Regions from separate parts of the Homo sapiens genome. Here region 1 is linked to region 2. A link is an interaction called in ENCODE POLR2A ChIA-PET data of the cell type or tissue named here. Cell type or tissue: CD4-positive, alpha-beta T cell. All regions are shown on one strand. Each heading gives the region's core, and the rest is flanking DNA. Links, peaks and the distances in the headings are about the cores only.

What was found. Peaks named below come from ENCODE experiments on the same cell type or tissue, not always from the same donor. Only the 100,000 strongest peaks of a DNase experiment are listed, where the experiment ranks them.
Region 1: POLR2A ChIA-PET joins it to region 2 with 14 read pairs; 7 of 35 experiments call an interaction of 5 or more read pairs at or near these places.

What each region holds. Positions count from the first base shown.
Region 1 is chr3:71,452,068-71,456,625 of GRCh38, reverse strand. The region is part of intron 3 of FOXP1 (forkhead box P1); the gene reads left to right. Among named protein-coding and RNA genes, the nearest start is that of MIR1284, 88 kb to the left of the region's middle. RefSeq lists a silencer at 2,954-3,248. In CD4-positive, alpha-beta T cell, for the core only: no CTCF peak of the experiment used is centred there; DNase peaks (open chromatin) are centred at 1,395 and 2,245; H3K4me3 peaks cover 1,884 bases; H3K27ac peaks cover 4,000 bases.
Region 2 is chr3:71,128,016-71,132,573 of GRCh38, reverse strand. All of the region lies in intron 6 of FOXP1 (forkhead box P1), which reads left to right. Among named protein-coding and RNA genes, the nearest start is that of FOXP1-AS1, 160 kb to the left of the region's middle. RefSeq lists an enhancer at 2,107-2,849. In CD4-positive, alpha-beta T cell, for the core only: no CTCF peak of the experiment used is centred there; DNase peaks (open chromatin) are centred at 1,303, 1,643, 1,943, 2,493 and 1 weaker place; H3K4me3 peaks cover 3,536 bases; H3K27ac peaks cover 3,680 bases.

The DNA of each region.
Region 1 (4,558 bases), core at 309-4,308, 320 kb before region 2:
AAGTGATGTTGAAGAAGACAAATACATTGTCCTGAGTCCCCAAGCTAGTGTGTAGGGGAGTTGGGAACAGGCTTCTTCCATAGTCTCTAGGAGAGAAAAGGAAGGGCTGACCCTCAAGGGGAACATGTAAAACAAATTTCGGTTCTTATTCTGATGTTGACAATATGTATATGAAATATCAGCTCCATACATTGTGAATCAGGTCTCACGTGCTGAAAAATGAGATGTACAAGAAAACCCGGCACCTTCCATCTAGTGGAGCTTCTTTGCTTCTGCAATATTGAAAGTAACAGAAACCCTTATTTACATTTCAGAAATAGTTTCCTCAAATTTCCTGTTTTGCCTGACTTTTGTGTGTCCCCTCTCTCTCTCTTTCTCTGTTGTGCCTGCTGCCCTGTGCTTTGCAATACAGCAAGGGCGACTTGTTTGTTGGTTTCAAAAAGTATGCCCCATATATCTTTGCTAGGGAAGGGCTGTTGCTACCTCCCTCAAATACTTGAATCATCTGAGCAAGGGCAACTGTTATTCTTTCCACAGACATTACCTCCTTTCCCTCGGTTTGGCATGACTTTTTGGCTGTGATTTTTTGGAAACCCTTTGTCCATCCAAGTTACTTTACCTGAAGGCTTGCTTCATTGTGTTATTAATGTAGTCAAATTATAGTCGTGTTTTAATAACTTAATTGCACAAAAAAAGAACACTTTAAACTGAAAAGTGGAATGATGGTGTTTATTAAACCATTCTTGCATATTCCCGCAGATCTGCAATGGGAGATAAAGCAAGCATCAGTTTGCATGTGGCTGTCACCCCATACCCACCCGTAACTATCACTAATAGCTCTTTTCTTTCTTAGGTAACTTGCAAAAGGGAAATTGCAACTGTTGGAAGTGTGATCCTTTAAAATATTTTGACTCTTCGTATTAACAAAAAACATTTGGGCTTCTTCTCCCAAATTGAAACTTGGGCCTTTAAGAGCATGACGTGGGAGAGGTACCCAGAAGCAAATGTGTCTTGTTTCTCTCGCAGGTTGCAATTAGTTAATTCTTTGAAATCCCACCCCATCCAACATTTAAGAGTTTTCATTATTTGTTTTATGCAGTTTGTATCAAAAGCAGTCTTTTCTTAAACATTTAAATTTAGGACCCCTTTGAGAGCTAGTTTCCAAGTTTTCTTTAATTAAAAGGGAAGGGTGTTTAATGACTAAAAGCTAACATATAATGGGTTATTTATTGCTGCTTGTTAAATTAGTTGGAGTTGGTTTGGTCCTAGACAAAGTGAATATTAGATTTAAGGAGGGTGCTTTCCGTCTTTAGCTGGTCTGTTTTTGTTTGAAGTTGTCTATACGTAGGGATGTACTCTCAGATGTATGCCTCTGTATTTCAGACGGCGGGGGGGATGTGTGCTCGTGTGGCTATTTCCACGTCCGCCTGTCATTTTCTATGAAGAGTTTAGCACTGAAAGCATGTGTGAATGCATGTGTTACCGAGAATGCACACATTTCCTTTTAAAAAACTGACTATTTGTAAAGAGATGTATATCATTCATAAGAATTCCAGAACACTGCCCCCGCCTCATTCACTTTAGGGCATATACAAAGCTATGACATGGTTTTTGAAGTTTTTGCAGATTATTCAGTTACCAAATGTCGATCAGTTTAACAGTATATTGAAACCAGCTCCAGAAGCAGCACAGAGGAGATGCACATTTGAAGTTGCTCAGTGGTTTTCAGACTGGTGTGGGCCCTAGGACTACCTGAGTGCCAGTGATTCTAATTCAGTGGGTCTGAGAGAGATGGCGCTCAGAAAGCAGTTTTTTTTTTGTTTTTTTTTTTAAAGAAAACAAGTTGCTTTGATGATTCGAATCCACGTATTCCACAGACTTTTACATATGTTCTGAAAGTTAGGGAACTTTCGCTACCATCTCCCCATCAAGAGCAGCTGCATCATAGTTCTTCTAGAGCACAGTCCTCCTCATACCTTGAGGTGCATGGAGGTCAAGCTGCAGATCTTGTCAAAATGCAGATTCTTGTTCAGTATGTCTAAGGTAGAGGCTGGGACCCTGCATCTTTGATAATGTTCAGGCTGCTGGTCGAGGCCACACTTGGAACCTCAAGGTTCAGTCATTTATATTGTGGAGTTTTTGAAAATCAAATAAAAATTATAAAGCGACTCTTTGGGTGCTTTTTGTCTCTGTGGTTTTCTATCGAACACCTGTCTCTCTCTGTGCCTTAGCTCCTGCTTCAGTGGGTAACCACGTCTGTGAACATTAAGGAGCATTTTCACAAAACGTGAAAATACAGATGATGTGCCTCGTGTATGTGGAGGCACAGTGATTCTAGATTAGCCCCGGCGACCCTAGCTCTGATCACGCTGTAGGAGTATAGTTCTCCCAGCTGGACGGAGGGTTCTTTAGGATTCTTTAGAGACACTTTCTCTTACCTCTTCTATTGCTGCTGTTATGCAACAAAATAGAGCAAATGTAGTTCTAAACTCCAGGGTCACTGGAGAAGGGACATCTTACAAAGGGGTGCAGAGGGTGGTAAGAGAAGTAACAATCTAGCTCAGGATTTTCCTGCTAAAGTATAAATATTTGCTTAGTAAAGGATTAGACAGCAGAAGAGGTGGTTTGGTGGAAATACCTGCCAGGCCTGTTTCAGAGTTACAGCCCCTTAAAACTTGATGTGTTCATTGTCTTAAGACACAGATGTCTGGTTCATAATGCGTTTGTAAGATACTCTTTGCATAAAAAGGGATGAGGAGAGTCTTTCCATAAATACTTTATATTTTTATCTCTAGAAGGCAGAAGCTATTAGGATGTTGGTGTCTGACTTTAGTACATATTTGTAAATTCCCTTTACTCTTGGGCTCTTTGAAAGAGCAGTGTGATCAGAGGGCTTAACTCTAAATGTCATCAGCATTTTGGGGATGGTGTTTATTTCTTCAACGAGAATAAGATTCCAGATCCCAAAAATGATATTGATAATCTCAGTGAGTTTGGTCAGGCTCTCCAGGTTGGGGAGGGGCTTGGTTTTATTTGTTAAGAAGTAGGAGTTAAACTTCAGTGAGTTTTATGTGTCCATCAGTACCAGACATTGTTTGCTCCTGTGTTGAAATCCTATTACAGCCTATCCTTTGATGCGGCCAGTAGGGCTGCCGGGATCACACTGCAAATCTGCTTTGGCTGTTAGGATAGCCAAGGTAACCAGGTCTCAAAATATTCATGTGCATATATCATTCAGCTTGAATATTGCATCTGATAATTGGACCAAGTACTCCTTTGCCTAGTAGACATTATGAAATGACATTGGTAGGATGGAGTTTGGGGAAGGGATCTTGCTTTATTCTTGGTGTCTGTTTAGTTGGCTGGTCTTGGCATTTATCATGAAGCTGTGTATATATGTATTTCATTTTCTTAGGAAATTAGGAAGTGTGGGGACATACCCTGATACTGGCCCAAACATCACCAAGTGTGAATAGGATTGTGGGATTTGTGTCCTGGAAGTAATGCGAGGTAAGCTGTATTACAGGGGGCTGAAACTCAAATTGTTATGGCAGCCACACAGTTAATTTAAAAGAATTAAGCAGATGGGGTGAGAAGAGTAAAGAACTAGGCAGCACAGGCTTTATTTAAAGGGAGCTGTTGTTGCTGCCTCACTCCAGCCAGTTGTTGTCAGGACTTTGGGCCATATTGTTGGATTTTCTGATTTTTCTACAGATGCCAGAAAGCACTCTTGTAAGTAGTAAGAGTGGTCTTCAAATTCCTTGGAGATTTGTTCATTTCATCCATTGGGACTCCACTGAGTGAAAGGGGAAGGAAGGGAGGGAGGCCAGTGTGTGGAATTCATTTCATTTTCTGGGAACACCAGCTGATTTTGTCAGCAACTGAAAAGCTATCAAACAATAACATTTCACTGCAGTTGACTTGGGAGGGAGGCAGGCACTCCTGCTCTGTGACCATCAAAGGATGACAGGTCTTGACCAAAGCAGCATCCTCGGTAAAAAAATGTATGCCTTGTCCCTCCAAGTTCAACCCTCTCAAATATTAAAATACAACAAGAGCCTCCTTTGGGGGTCAGTAAGCCTGAATCTCATCATTTATCCCAGAGAAAATAAAATTATGTCTAGAAACTCATTCATTATTTTGCCAGTTCCAAATTGTCCCTATCTTGCCTTGCTGGCTCTTTGAGTTGCCACGTCATTAGAAAATAAGGTATCATTGTACGTGAATCACCTGGTTTTCTAGGTTGTTACCTATAAACATAGCTGCAACAGAATAAATACCTTTCCATTTCCCCCTCTTGGCATGGGGGCTGACTTAATAATTAAACTCCTGAGTATTTAGTCTTGAGACTAATTTCTGTAGTCTGAAAGAGGTTTCTGTATGTTAGAGCTTTTCATGATCCCTTTAAAGTTCCTTTTGATGATATTGTTTCCAAAGATGCAGAGTGGTAGGTATTAGAAATGGATATACATTCACCTTTTGGGGGCTCCGAGAGTGATTAATTTTAGAGACGTCGCCAGTAAATATTTGGCAATGACATGTACGTCTTTACCCTCCT
Region 2 (4,558 bases), core at 303-4,302:
CTGTTGCCCTTTAACCTGATGCTGCCTGTTCACATTCAGTGTTTGTTAACAAACAGCTTTAAGAACAAAATTGTTGGGAGAATTACTATTTGATTGTATGCACTGACTTTATTGAAAATAAGAGGCTTTATTTTTTTTAATTGCATGTCTCTGAGAAAGTTGTGATAATTCCTTTACAGAACTGCCCTAGTTGGCTTAAAAGCTACTAGGTGTTAAGCAGTTACATATCTGTAGGACAGAACACATCTATTTGTGTGACTGAGGCTGGAACATTTGTGTTCATTCCATAACTAGCCATTTTAGGGAACTGGACTGCTTAGAGCTCTCTAGCCCCATCTCGAACTACTTATAGCTCTTCTGTTGAGAGATGGTTTTCCTGACCGCCCACTTTCATGGCGCCCAGGCTGTGTGCCTTTTGATACTGCAACGCAGAGCAGCTGCAGGGGATGCTAATAAAATGCAGGATTTTGGACACTGAGCAAGGTAAGAGTCTGCCTTTTTCTCCTGCCCCTTGAAAAGGGATTGCTAGGAAATCATTTCCTGGTCTCTAACTGGACCAGCTGAGTTAGAGAGGAACATTTGCATTGGATACTCCACCCCTCCCCAAAGTGGAGAAGGCAGGCGTGGAAGCACTGTGAGACTCAGAAGGGAGATGAGGCAGTAAACCAGATCTTTCCCATTTTTTCCCCCAGCCTAGTCTTCTGTTTCTATGATCTGCCTTTTGAACTGTTTTTGTGGCTGATCAGTTCCACCTAATATGTCTCTTGATTTCTGCTATTGTAATACTCAGGCGACATGCTGTTCTCTTCATTTTTATAAGCTTTAGATGCTTCTGCCTGTCATTTTCTGGCGGTTTATCTTCAGCGTCTGGATTTGCTTTCAGACTTGAATGTCTATCAAGCTGCCGTTGCTTTGAATGTGAGATCAAAAGAAGATGAATTCCAGTAAAAAATTTCCTTCTATGAAGAAAAGATTGGGGCCTATGTAAACATCCCACTGACAGCTCCCAATGAGTTATTTTAGCCGAGTATTAGCACCTGGATGACAGACAGTCCAGCATTCCATGCTAAATAACAAATCAGTAGCTTCTGTGGCAGAAGAACATTGCCACAAGAGCAATACATTTTCAGAAGGAATCCTTTTCTTCCTCCTTTTTTTTTTTTTTTTTTTGTTATTGAATATGGCTGTTCAACTCTTCCTCCTGTTTTTCAAGCTGACTTGCTGTGCCTTCAGCAGTTTACTTTTCTTCACAGTATTTGCTGAATTACTCCGGTGACGGAAGACAGGACTGTGACAATCATTTTGGGGCGGGTTAAGGAGTGTTCCATTAGGCAAGCTAGGCATCTGGAGATAAACAGGTAGTTTGGTTGATGGTGGAGAAAGAAAATGTAAAGGACAGCCAGTCAAAGCCAGATCCAGGGCATATCCCTGGAATACGGGACGATGTGTTCTTTAAAAATACATGTGACAAAATCCTCTAAAGTCTGCAAAATCTGAATTTTCTTCTTCTTCTTTTTTTTTTCTTTTAAAGCATCCTGCCTATGTAAATGTCACCACAAAAATATCTCAAGAGCAGGTTTCCCGAAACCCTGTTGGTGTGTATTTGTCTGCGTGAATGAGCTGTGTTTGGCTAGGGCTTGGTCTAGCCAGGGCGCACTGCGTGTGCTGTGTCGCTGCTTGCAGACCTGGAGCGGTTTAGATATGTGTGGCATTAATAGATTTCTTTAAGTGCTAAATGCAACTTTGAAAATTACCTGCAAGCTCCAACTGATCTTTCAACTTTGAAAGTGAAGAATTACTTGAGGAATTCTTGTGGTTTCTTTGTCATTTAGTGAGAGCCCAGCCAGCTACTGTGGAGGCAAACCTCCCTGAGGTTGCCTACAAAGGGCAATGTTCCAGTGTGTTTTCTCTTCGAGTGTGCTTCAGCCGCACAGTACTTCCTGTTTATTCAAACATCTTTTTTACCACTCGGCAACCCCCGCTTCGCAGAAACAGCCAGAACCCATCTACAGCAAGAAGACGGAAATCCAAAGGCAGACAGTACGGGCTCCCTTCGCCAAACTCTTCATTTTCTCTGTAAGTGTCCAGAGAAAAAGAAACATTTTTTTGCTGGGTTAAACTTTTAAACTAGGGATCCGTTCTTGTGCAGACATTCTCTGAAGGGCGAAATAAGGTGATCCAACTTGTTTACTGCTTTTTTTCCTCCCCCTTCCCTCCTCTCTCCATCAGAGGCTTTTTTCTTTTTAGAGATTTGAGAGGACCGTTTCCTTCTAACTCCTTGTTTAATTCACTCTTGTTTTCAAATATGTCTTTGGATATAATCAGCTAAGTAAGCAGCCGGGTGGTGTCAGGATAGTTTTATAGGCTAAACGTAGATTGGAACCTCTCTCTGCTTACTGTGACATTGTTTCGTGTTGCCTTCTTTTTCTTCCTGTTATCACAAGTAGTAAGAGAATGTGGGGATGGTGCCTTTGTAATTCTGCATCTACAGAATTGTCCCCTGATGTTTGCATCACGACACCGTCATCATTTGTGAATCGGTCTTGGTAATATTTGTACCAATTTCATGCCAATAAAAGTCAGACTGCTGAAACACGCACGGTCATTATCTCATTCATATTCCTATTGTTTCAACGGAGTGGGCTGCAGAGGGAAAGGGAAAGCCTGCCTCACTTTCCGTGATGGTTGTTAACTTTGATGTTGGAAGGCTCTTTTCAAAATTTTCCTTGTGGATAATCAGTATAGCAGGAAAAGCCCTTGGACTTGGGCTGCCTCCTGGCTCTGAGTAGAAGAGCAATCTAACGGCTCTCTTAGTCCTTTCTGTTGAAATGACTTTTTAAACACATGATTTGACATTTTTGAAAAAGGTTCCACCTTTTCCTGTCTGTAGTCACTCCTTTTGCCTCTCTCCCCTCCCTCCACACCCCCCTTCCCTGACCCCCAACTTCAGTTTAATTGGTAAGCCAGGTGTTAATATTTCTTTTTTAACTATATGGTGGTCAGGGAATAGACAGGAAATGGAAAATAAGCTCTTTTGATCTTAAGAGAATTGTTATTACTGTGAACCTCGTTTGCTAGTCCGCAGTCTAAATATTTTTAAATTTTAGTATCTAAAACAGCATCTATTAGAATAGAGAAAGAAATATGCTCTGGGGTTGTCCAAACCTCTCATAGAAGAAACATTTAGATACATAAAATAATTGTATGTATGTGTGTGTGCATGTGTGTGTATTGCTATCGCTATGGTGGCTTTTTTGAATGTTCAGAAGTTGTTCTCTTTTGCAAGAAAAAATAAGATGTTTGCGACTGCCTTAAGGACAATTTGTTTAACAGTAGGAGTAATTGCAGGGAAAATGGAAAGAGTGACTGAAGGTATTTACTCAGATGTTAGTGTAGGTGTGGGGGCCGAAAACTCAGTGTGGGAACAGTGGGCTGCTTTTCTTGGTATCTTAGTCTATTTGATGACCATCAAATTTCCCAGCTCGCTCGTTTTGTTTTTTCTGGATGGCATGTTTGATTATTTATCAGAAGGGGAAGGGAGTAGCTGAAGCAAATAAACATGTGACCAAGTTCTGTTTTGTTTTCCACTCCGAAAGCCATGCCCTTTAACAGATATACAGAAAATAATAAATGCATTGTCTTATGATAAAAGGAAATTATATGTGTCTTTTTTTTTTTAAGGCAAGTGAGTTAACCCTTAAGGCTCAGGAGGCTTTTTGCCTTCTGAGAATTTGCCAGGCTTTTTATTGAGAATTAGCCTATTGCAACTAATGGTTTTATGGGACAGGATTTCCCAGGATTACTTGGTTCATTAATTTAGCTTTTTCTAGACAGTTCACTTAGGAATGTCTGCCTCAGTAGTTCGACTGTGTGGTGTATGTGTGTGTGTTTTAAATAATAATACCATTGGACAAACCAGTGACTCTTACCGTTTTGTCGAAGGCTATATTCTGATGTTTAAAGCTAAACATGAATAGCTCAACTAAAGGAAAGTATACCATAGTGTCTGTGGCTAGGGTACAACGTAATTTATCAGAGGCCAACATTTTGCCCCTCTCTTTAAAGATGTTAGGCAGGTGCTGTAATACAGAGAGTCTACTTATATGTCTGTGTCCCTCAGAAATACCTTCTAGTCTTTAATATTATGTAACCCATTTCATTATCTTCAAGGCTGTCATTATCTCAAATTGATTCCTCCAGAGGCCAAGGGAAAGGCTCAAATCTATATTAAATTTAGATTTAAAATTTGCGTTTTTTTTTTTTTTAGTTCTCAAGTGGGGTTTGCATGGCTTTGTGAAATCATTCTTAATATGTAGGCATTCACTGATATATGTGCGCATACTGGCACATTCTTTAAATACCGGAACATGATTTTCTGTAGGGGCTTCCTTACTTCTCCACATCCTGAAGAAGTGATGTGCGTGATTCTAGCACAGTGCCTGGCCCAGTCGTATCAAGACCTATAAATCACAACTGAAAATCTGTTTCATTGCCTATACTGTTTTGGAATGTGAATTGAAAATATGCACACAGAAGGGATTCCCTCTTCCTTGACTAT